Linked DNA regions of Homo sapiens: region 2 is linked to region 1. A link is a contact called in ENCODE Hi-C or POLR2A ChIA-PET data. All regions are on one chromosome and are shown on one strand. Each heading gives the region's core, a stretch centred on a gene start or an enhancer-like site at or near the end of the contact. The rest is flanking DNA. Distances are from core to core; before and after follow the strand shown.

Region 1 (5,507 bases), core at 2,819-5,318:
CAGTTCCTCCGCACATGCTCTCTCTCTTGCCTTGCTGCCAGGTAAGATGTGTCTTTGCTCCTCCTTTGCCTTCTGTCACGATTGTGAGGCCTCCCCAGCCATGTGGAACTGTGAGTCCACTGAACCTCTTTTTCTTTATAAATTACCCAGTCTTGGCTATTTCTTCACAGTAGTATGAAAATGGACTAATACAGTAAATTGGAACTGAGGTAGTGGGGCTCTGCTATAAGGTTAACAGAAAATGTTGAAGCAACTTTGGAACAGGGTAACAGGCAGAGGTTGGAACAGTTTGGAGGGCTCAGAAGAAGACAGGAAAATGTGGGAAACTCTGGAACTTCCTAGAGACTTGGAGGGCTCAGAAGACAGAAAGATGTAGGAAAGTTTGGAACTTCCTAGAGACTTGTTGAATGGCTTTGATCAGAAGGCTAATAGGGATACGGACAAAGAAGTCCAGGCTGAGGTGGTCTCAGATGGAGATGAGGAACTTGTTGGGAAATGGAATAAAGGTCACTCTTGCTATGCTTTAGCAAAGAGACTGGTGGCATTTTGCCCCTGCCCTAGTTATCTGTGGAACTTTGAACTTTAGAGAGATGATTTAGGGTACCTGAGGGAAGAAATTTCTAAGTGGCAAAGCGTTCAAGAGGAAGCAGAGCATAAAAGGAAAACTTGCAGCCTGATGACGTGATAGAAAAGAAAAACCCATTTTTTGCGGAGAAATTCAAGCCTGCTGCAGAAATTTGCATAAGTAACAAGAAGCCACATGTTAATTACCACGACAATGGGAAAAATGTCTCCAGGGCATGTAAGAGGTCTTCCTGGAAGTCCCTCTCATCACAAGCCAGGAGGCCAAGGAGGAAAAATGGGTTTATGGGCTGGGCCCAGGGCCTTGCTGCTTTGTGCAGTCTCAGGCTGCTCACATGTGATATTGGGACTGTGGGTGCACGGAAGTCAAGAATTGAGGTTTGGGAACCCTGCCTAGATTTCAGAGGATGTATGGAAACACCCGGATGTTCAGGCAGAGGTGTGCTGCAGGGGCAGGGCCCTCATGCACGACCTCTGCTAAGGCAGAAGGGCAATGCAGAAGGGAAATGTGGGGTGGGATCCCCCACACAGAGTCCCCACTGGGGCAGTGCCTAGTGGAGCTGTGAGAAGAGGGCCACCATCCTCCAGACCCCAGGATGGTAGATCCACCAACAGCTTGCAGCATATGCCTGGGAAAGCCAGAGACACTCAATGCCAGCCTGTTAAAGCAGCTGGGAAGGAGGCTGTATCTTGCAAAGCCACAGGGGCAGAGCTGCCCAAGACCATGGCAACCTACCTCTTGTATCAACGTGAACTGGATGTGAGACACGGAGTCAAAGCAGATCATTTTGGAGCTTTAAGATTTGACTGCCCTGCTGGATTTTGGACTTGCATGGGCCCTGTAGTCCCTTCATTTTGGCCTATTTCTCCCATTTGGAATGGGTGTATTTACCCAATGCTTGTACCCCCATTGTATTTAGGAAGTAACTTAACTTGCTTATGATTTTACAAGCTCATAGGCAGAAGGGACTTGCCTTGTCTCAGATGAGACTTTGGACTGTAGACTTTTGAGTTAATGCTGAAATGAGTTAAGACTTTGGGGGACTGCTGGTAAGGCATGATTGCTTTTGAAATGTGAGGACAGGAGATTTTGGAGGGGCCAGGGTGGAATGATATGGTTTGGCTGTGTCCCAACCCAAATCTCATCTTGAATTGTAGCTCCCATAATCCCCAAGTGTCAAGGGAGGGACCTGATGGGAAGTAATTTAATTATGGGATCAGTTACCCTCATGTTGTCATGGTAGTGAGTTCTCACGAGCTCTGATGGTTTTATTTATCTATCTATTTATTTATTTTTATTTTATTTCATTTTATTTTTTGAGACAAAGTCTGGCTCTGTTGCCCAGGCTGGAGTACAGTAGCGTGATCTTGGCTCACTGCAACCTCTGCCTCCCAGGTTCAAGCGATTCTCCTGCCTCAGCCTCCCTAGTAGCTGGTATTACAGGCATGTGCCCCCACACTGAGCTAATTTTGAAACATGGGGTTTTGCCATGTTGGCCAGGCTGGTCTTGAATGCCTGACCTCAGATGATCTGCCTGCCTCGGCCTCCCAAAGTGCTAGGATTACAGGTGTGAGCCACTGCACCTGGCCTCTGATGGTTTTATAAAGGGTAGTTCCTCTGCACATGCTCTCTCACCTGCTGCCATGTAAGATGTGCCTTTGCTCCTTCTTCATCTTCTACCATGATTGTGAGGCTTCCCCAGCCATGTGGAACTGTGAGTCCACTAAGCCTTTTTCTTTAGAAATTATGCAGTCTTGGGTATTTCTTCATAGCAGTATGAAAATGGGTTAATACAAGTAAAGTCTCATCAAAGTGTGGGTATGAAGTTACATCTGGTCATGAATTTGAGGCATAATCATTAATCTTGTCAGACATTATCTTATGTACAGGAAGAGGCAAGGGCTAGGATCACCAAACTTACCTTTTGTAAAAATTCAGTGATTCAGGCAAGAGATGTGCAAACCTATTCCCTATCCTGCTTATGGTCTTCAAGGCATTCTTCCACAAGGCTGCTCACAGTCAATGAGTCAGGGGCTTTGTGAAATATTGCTGGCAAAGGAGCAGAATGAGCAAATGGCTTCTTATCTTTGCTACTTTGTTTCATAATCATCAGCATCCAATAGATATCTGTTGAATTAATGAATACATGGAAGATATTCTGGCAGTGTATTTACTTTCTAGGATTCACGTAACGGAAAACCTAAATTTGACTAAATAGCATGAAACCTCTCACAAAGTGCAATAGCAAAAGAAACAAATAAAAGGAAAAGAGAGACAAGAGAATGGGAAAAGCAATAGCATAAAATATGGCAAAGGCTAATGTTACTTATTTATAAATATATTATTCAAATTCATATGCAAAACATAAATATATAAACAAAGAATTTACATCAGAGGACACAGAGATAGTTTAGAAACACAAGAAAGACATCAGATCTTGATAGTAACCAAAGAATTATAAGTATAGTTACCTAGGGGTAACATTTCATACCAAAGAATTTAAAGGAAAAAAAATGGTATGGTTTGGTGTTGTGTATTCTGATAGTGCTGTAAGCTTGTTCATTTTGGAAAGCAACATCATTTATAGTTATTAAAATGTTTTGGAATATTTTGACCCCAAATTCCTAGTTCAGGAAAATTATACAAACAAAATAATTCAACAGATTTAAAAAGCCAAACACACAAAAGATACTCTTTACAATATTATTTTCATAGTAAAACTTAAAAACTTTGCATTGTGCAGCAGAGGGACAATTACTTTGGCTGAGGCATCAATAATGGATGGAATTTTATCTCACCATTAAATGTTAAAATTGTGAGGAAGCAGCGTGGAAACGTTTATGTCATACTAGATGAAATGCATAAATTAAAACTGAACTCACATAATAAAGAGAATGGTGGACCATACATATACACCAGCTGTGTCTCTTCCAGATAGGCTTTAGTTCCATAATTACAGAAGATACTCAAGAAACAAAAACGTAACTAGCTTCCCATGTTAATCCTTTCACCAGGTAGTAGACCCCAAGCCTCTAAATTGCAGCGCCCACCCACATTTTCCATTTATAGTTTATCCAATTAATCATCTTTTTGTGCCAAAACGCTTGTTCTTCCCACCACATCCAGCTTCATATTTTCAAAGAATTGGCAGCACTCGGCAAAATAAATAAATAAATAAATAAATAAATAAATAAAATAAATAAGGGAACAGAGAAATAAGTTTTTAAAGTTTAAGGAGTTACGGGTTTTCCCTCCACTCACCTTTCAATTTTTTTTCTTAAATGTTATACCTATTTTACAACCTCCAAACTGAAAATGCAGTTAAAAATAAAAAGGTCAATATCCTGCGTCTACCTTGTCCCGGACTCTCGAGCTCCACAAAACCGCAGAGTTCTAAAGCCGGACCAGAGGGCCACCTCGAAGAGGCGCGGATGGTGTCGCAAAAACCCGCAGCGCTACTTTACGGCACTGCCTCCGCCCCTTCAGGTGCGGGAAGTCTGAAGCCGGTAAACATGGCCGTCACCGACAGCCTCAGCCGGGCTGCGACTGTCTTGGCAACTGTGTTGCTCTTGTCCTTCGGCAGCGTGGCCGCTAGTCATATCGAGGTAGGAGTCAGGCTCATTTGACCACAGCCGGGAGGCCGGCTGTGAGCCCTCCAGCAGATGTCCGATACACAGTAGCTGAGGGACGCCTCCTGGAGTCAATCAGCCCCTGACCCAGGCTGGGTTTGAGGAGGGTATCACTGGGCACGGGTTAGGACACTGTTGGTCTGTTTCAGCGTTTTAAAACGATGAATTGAAATAATCAAACCCTCGGAGACAGAGGAGGACCTGATCCTTTGCTCCTACATGTGTGCAGTTCTTAGGTGAAATACGAGCAAGAGGCTCGTGAAATGTCAGTGTGCAGCAACTGCTTTCCTACTACTCAACTGCAGCCCTCTGTTTTGATAGGAGTCAGACGGAACTGGAGAGATGAGGGCAATTTTAAGAATCCAGATAATAGAATTTAGTGATAATTAGAACATGGGATAAATATAAGTGTTTATTAAAACTCTCAAGTTTCTGGCTTAGGGGCAACACGTCTGGGTTAAGAAATGGAAGAGAAAAGGGGTGCTTAGTTTTATCCTGGGCTCCTCCAGCTTCCCATTTTTAAACGTGGACACAGGATGTTCTGGTGCTCTATAATGCTTTTACTATTCACCATACTCTGATGATTCCTCAGTCCCGGTCTACAATCTAGATGTCTGGTATCTTTTTCAGGCCTGCATATCCAGCTGACTAAGAATCCGGGATAGTCAGGAGACATTTGAAAATCCGTGTGCAAAGTTTTATCTTCTGCTTATCCTACCTCCTCTTAAAAAGACACTGAAAAACTAAGCACCCCTTTTCTCCTCCATTTCTCAACCAGATGTGCTGCTCCTAAGCTAGAAACCTGAGAGTCTTAATCTCTTTATCCCATATTCTAATTATCACTAAATTTTGTGATCTGAGTTCTTAAAATTGCCCTCACCTCTCCAGTTCCACTGACTTAATTCAGGCTGTGATCACTTCTTGTCTAGACTCTTGCGATTACTTTATCTTGTTTTCCATAGGCCTCCATACTCCCTGAGTTTGGTGCTAGATTCGTCTACACGAAATGTAAGCCTGATCAGGTTATTCTTCTGATGAAATCTTTTAAATATTTATTAATTGCATACAGAATAAAGTCTAAACGTTATGACCTGGTGCTTGCCTACTTTTCCAGTGTTCCATATTGGAACCTCTTCTCCCCACCACCTGGGCACCTTGAGCTTAGACCAGTGGACTCCAAACTTTTTGAATACACACCCTATCAGTTAAAAAAAGATATTGAGCATGAACTTCATATATATTTATGAATTACTGTTAATTTATATATTTGATGTTTATATAGCATAATTTTTAGA
Region 2 (5,433 bases), core at 862-3,361, 63 kb before region 1:
TGTATTTCACCCAAGCAAGTTGACTTCCTTTTCTGGGTGTGCATTATTTATCCCATTCATATGCAGAAAAGTAAATAAGAAACATAAAACCTTAACAAAAAGGCCTGCCATAACTTATTTGCATGCACAGTGTAGATTTTAATAAACTATCAAACTTCTCTGTGGTTACCTTCCACCAAGGAGGAAAAACAGTACCCACATTTACAAAGAAAAAAAGATGTACTATGTAGGAATTTTTGCAATCACGTGGTCCTCCTACAGATGTTTTTAATGATTCTTTTAGAAGCGTAGAAATGAAATATATCTCAGTAGTAATCTTTGTGAGAAAAACCTTCGCCTCTTAATTTCCATATTTACTTTTTGAAAATAAAAACAAACAAAAAAAACAACTCTTAAGATTCCCACATATTCTCAAGACCTGTCCTTATGCAACACCACCTAATTATTTTCACGCAGGAGTAACACATTTGCTAGATTTGGGCTTCACATACCACGCTTGAGTTCAGTGAGTGGTTTACCTGGAAATCTTGACTTCAGATGACCTGAAAACGGTGGCTTATAGAGGTGAGAGAAAAGAAGACCTGTAATTATGGCAACCCATTTTAAAGATAGTTTAGGGAAACTGAGGCAAAATTATTTTCTCAAGTGGTGCTTTAAAATTCCTTTTAACAGAACAAATCCCCCAAACCGGGGGGAAAAACCCTCATGACCTTTAGTTTACGATATCAGTCTATCCGTTTTCAGAAATGGGGAACGAGGTTTGCAGTGAATGGATTTCTCCTTTCAGAGCTCGCTTAGGAAGCCTGGCTTGCTTCTATTCTTTTCTCCTCCTCCCCCCTACTTCAAGCAAAAGCACTTGAGATTCAGGAATGTTTTTAAATTCAAATACAAAGAGAAGGAAAGGAAGCCAAACGACCTGAGACAGGGGTTGTGGCTTAGAACAGACCAAGGTTCATTCCTCGAGCCTCCTCTCTCTCAGTCTCCAAGTGTCCCCCCATTCCCGGGTCCCGGTGCAGATGATGCTGTGCTGCGGTCTGAAGACTGAGCAACAGGAGTCCGCCCCCCTCGCAGCTCCCTCCCCGACCCGCTATCTCCAGGTGGGTTGTCGAGCACTGGCGAAACCTGCGGCCCAACCCTTCCTAGGCAACGGGAAAAACGTGCTCAGGAGTTCATTCAGCGAAAGCGCAGAGCAAGGCTGGGGGCCTGTCACCGGGGAGGTGGCACTTGATAGGTTGGGTTTTGCTTTTTGCATCTTCATCCCTCTCTTCCAAGCTGTCTCCAGGAAGGGCTGCCTTCGTCCACATTTCCTCTTTCCCCCAGGGGTTCCGACCCTCGACCAGCAGAGTGACTAGGGCTCTGGCTCCCTCAGTTTCGAGTCTTTACTCGCTGCTGGGCGACAGTGCAGCCACCTGACCTGGCCCTCGCCCCCAGAGAGTGCGGCCCGGCCGCGGTCTGCAGCCCACCCTGGGTGTCCACATCCGAGGGGCGCGATGGGAGCAGGCTGCTTTCAGAACCCTGCTGGAAGACTGAAACTTGATCTGTGAGATGCAGGCTTCTAAGCCCAGCCTTCTGACAAGGACCCTGGCAACCCGCGGGAAAGGCGACTACCCTCGGGGGAGCGGGCGAGTGCGCTTCTACAAGCCCCTTCATTACATGCCCCGTGTGGGGAAGGTGGGACGGGGCGCGGCTGCCTCAACCCGAACCCCTGAGATGCAGTCCCCGGATGCTACCGCCCGTCGGCCAGCTCTAGCCCTACCTCAAAAAGCTGAGGGATTTCCCTCCGGGCCAGATACTCCTTGGCATCGTTGGTGTTCATGGCTGTGCCGCGCGTGCCTTGGGGCGCAAGCGGGGAGGCTCCCGGGCTGCGGCGACCTGAGCCGGGGCTGAAGCTGGGGCTGGCAGAGTCCGCGCCGAGCAGCGGTGCAGCCCTCTTTCTCACGCGCACTCAGCTCAGCCTCTCCGCCCAGGCCAGGGACCCCCTCCGCCTCTCCCCGGGGGCTGTGGTCTCCGCGCTCCCGCCGCCCCCGCTTCGGTTCCAGCCCCCGAGCCGGAGCTGCAGGCGCCGAGCAGCTGTGCCGCGGCTTCCCGGGCTGCCAGGCAGCGCGGCCGCCAGGGGTGGGGCGCAGGGAGCGGAGGAGGGAGGACAGCGTGGCGAACGCAAGGCAGCAGCCGGCCCGCCTCTCCGGTTCAGCGCGCCGCGCTCCGCGCCTCCCCGAGCCGGGTCTGCGGCGGCTGCCGGTCACGCTGCGCGGGCTGGCGCGAGGTGCGGAGGTGGGGGCGGGCACGCGCAAGGGGTCGTAGTCATACCCCTCGGTGCGGCACCGGCGCCAGAGCGCGACGCTTCACTGCGTGCGCCGCCCAGGGATGCAGCTACCGGGGACCAGGTGGCCAAGGGAACAGGGTCGGGGTCTGTAGGAACCTGCGACCGTTTCGCTTCTCCGGACCTTGTACGCACACAGACACACTCGCACGCACATACACGGTTACCTCCGGGTCTCCGAGGAACTCCCAGGAAAAACCTAATAGTCACAGGATTTATCATTTATTCCTAAGGTTACGGATCTTTCACTATAGGGAGCTGTGGGGAAGGGGGAAAAGGGGATTCATGGTGTGGAATCCAACCCTTCAGATAATTTTTAGATCTTGAGTATCTCTATCCTTCAGGAAAGTTTTGCTAGCTGGTTTCGAATTTTTACCCTGTCGGTGTCACAAATCTTTATAGACTTTAGGATAAGGCCTTAGTGTGAGCCTGAAATCCTAATCAACTGAAGGACTAATAAGTAGTCAACTAGTTAATTATCTCCATGGAGAAGAAGGGACAGTGGAGGAGAAAGGTGGGTGGTAGTGGAGAGCTAGAGATGCTTAAATTGCAAATGTGTTTAGTAGGTGGGGAGGGTGGGCATCATTAATTAGACCTGAAGAGTGTGCAGTCCGTGGACAGTGTCGTATCAGAGCACCCCTGGGGGAATATGAGTGAGTATGAGTGGGTGCGCTAAGGCATAATGGTTAATGGATCTTCCTGCTGCAGACCATTGTTAAGGTGTAACCCATCTTCCTCCTAGCTCCCAAGATGACTCAATTCCCTGCTAAGATGTCTTCACATTGCCTATTTGGGAGATAGTCCTTGCCCCCGGAGAATATGATCTCTAACTTCCCACAAAGCCTAACACTGTAGGAGGGTGTGTGAGAGAGGACACTTTGGTAGGCACTGGTATCTGGGGTCTGGCTGGAGAAAGAAGCAACGCTGCCACTGCTTTAAAAAACTATAGAGTCTGAATGTCCATTTCAAGTGCTTCTTTGCAGATCTTTTCTTGGTTCTATTTCTTGTTCCGGAAACAACTGCAGCTCAAGCCTTAACTACAGCTGCAGCTTTGTTTTACCTGAGGGAGTAAATGAACTTTTAGCACTTGTGAACCCGTGTGTCATATGGTTGCCTTAAACGAGGCAGGTATTTCAGTTCCATGGAAATTGGTTTTTGCCCTTAGAATATGCCATTTCACTTACAGTCCCAACTTCTAGTATTTCTTTAGCTTATTTAAGATTGGCTATGGCAGTAGTGAAGGCAGTGTCTCTTCCCTATGCAATGATGCTTGAAAAGTACAATGGTCCGTGGCATTAAGGCTTCCTTTGTGAGCAGGCACAGTGGAGGTGAACACGCAGGAATGAAAAGGCCAGTTTCTCCAGGACTTTTCAAGGTCATCCTTTGCAGACAAGAATCTGGCAGAGCATGGCTCACCTGTCTTCCCTTGAAGAAATGCATAATTCTAAGTGTACTTTAGTGTTACCGGACAAGTGTTGGCAACTTGCTTGTAAAAAGAGAATGGATAAGAAAGACTGCACTGCACTAAAAATTGTAGATAGCCTGAAAAATGTAGTAAATGGTGATACGGCAAGTTTTCAAGTAGCCTTATGCAGAGACAATTAGTGTATTTTGGTGTGTGCCAGGGTGGAGAGAGATGCGTGAAAGAGGAAGATGTTCATAATTACTTTTGCAAAGGAAGTTGTGGCTTTGTAGGGAGGGGCTACATGAGAGAGATATAATGCTTAAAAGCCAAGCTAATGGTTCAAAAGAGAGGAAAGAGAAAGGACAAGGAACACTAAATACATCCTTGCTGTGGGAAAGCTGGCCTCTCATTCCCTGTGATGAAATTCTATGTGTGGGTATATAGAAGGCTCATGGCCCTTGGCCCTTTGTTTATTTGGGAATGCTTTCCTGCAAGCTATAATGAATCAAAATGGTTACTGCATGTCGGATGTCTTCGGATAGACTCTCTTGTCATCACGTCTTGAGAGAGGGTGCTAGGTTCTGAGATATAGCAGTGAATAACAGACATGATCCTTGCTGTCAAGGAACTTAAATTCTATGAAGAGTGTGTGTAAGAAGTGCAGATGAACAATAAGCAAATAAAAATGCATAGACAACATCACATAGTGATTAAAAAATACAAAGAAGGACATAAACAAGAACATATCAGTTAGTGATAACTGATGACGAAAATCAGAGTTGTTGATTTGAAACAAGGGGGCAGAGGCTCCAGGTCTGTTCTGTGGAAGCAGCTGAGGAAATGGGAGTAAGAATAACCATTAGGGGCCGGGCACGGTGGCTCACGCCTGTAATCTCAGCACTTTGGGAGGCCGAGGAGGGAGGATCACGAGGTCAGGAGATCAAGACCATTCTGGCTAACACGGTGAAAACCCGTCTCTACTAAAAATACAAAAAATTAGCCGGGAGTGGTAGCGAGCACCTGTAGTCCCAGCTACTCGGGAGGCTGAGGCAGGAGAATGGCGTGAACCCGGGAGGCGGAGCTTGCAGTGAGCCGAGATGGCGCCACTGCACTCCAGCCTGTGCGACAGAGCAAGACTCCGCTCCAAAAAAAAAAAAAAAAAAAAAAAAAGAAAAGAAAAAGGAATAACCATTGGGATGATGACTAGGACTTCCAAAGGGCTAGGCATCCTTCAGACTCTTGGTGGGAATGTTTCCCTGAGTCATGATAGGTACAGATGAATGGAGGAATAAAATATCTATAGCTGTATCTATAGAATGCTTAGGACTCAGCCAAAGAAATTTAGAAAGGTACCCTAGCAGGAAAAAGTAAACTTTCTATTTTAAAAAACAAATATGTTGAAGTCTTTAAAAATTACACCATGATGGCTTGAAAGAGTAAATGCCATATATAGAGATTCCTGATTTACCATGTAGGAGTATGTTTAGGTGCTGAGAAAATCTAGCTCAAGCAATGTCTTCGTAATGTCTAGAAATATAATGGTGTATAAATACATGATTTACGAGTCACAATGAAAATAGTGTTTTATGATAATTCATTCAGTCAACAGATATTTCTTGTGCATCTCCTGTGTGCCAGGCATCGCTGGCACTGCTGTGCTGTCAGGCGCGTAGGTGAATAAAACACATGCATGGAGCATTTATCTAGG

Evidence for each region. A loop is a pair of places that touch in the nucleus more often than their neighbours do. ChIA-PET counts read pairs that join two places held with the same protein, here RNA polymerase II (POLR2A). Pooled maps may share reads with other maps.
Region 2: a map of CD8-positive, alpha-beta T cell shows a loop between it and region 1 (5-fold over the local background). The contact joins the promoter of AK5 here to the promoter of PIGK in region 1. A Hi-C loop is called at or near these places in 11 of 168 maps with a recorded cell type or tissue (CD4-positive, alpha-beta T cell, CD4-positive, alpha-beta memory T cell, CD8-positive, alpha-beta T cell and 4 more), 2 of 37 single-sample maps with no recorded cell type and 17 of 50 pooled maps. POLR2A ChIA-PET finds 5 or more read pairs at or near these places in 10 of 52 experiments (A549, CD4-positive, alpha-beta T cell, H1 and 6 more).

The regions. Positions count from the first base shown.
Region 1 is chr1:77,217,991-77,223,497 of GRCh38, reverse strand. It overlaps PIGK (phosphatidylinositol glycan anchor biosynthesis class K), which reads left to right and starts at 4,068. Exons shown (of 11, transcript NM_005482.3): 1 at 4,068-4,188. The coding sequence starts at 4,096. It overlaps LOC105378808 (a long non-coding RNA gene), which reads right to left and starts at 3,978. Exons shown (of 3, transcript XR_001738109.2): 1 at 3,845-3,978; 2 at 2,505-2,710. RefSeq lists an enhancer at 4,275-4,384.
Region 2 is chr1:77,278,697-77,284,129 of GRCh38, reverse strand. It overlaps AK5 (adenylate kinase 5), which reads right to left and starts at 2,111. Exons shown (of 14, transcript NM_174858.3): 1 at 1,757-2,111. The coding sequence starts at 1,816. RefSeq lists a silencer at 2,192-2,251.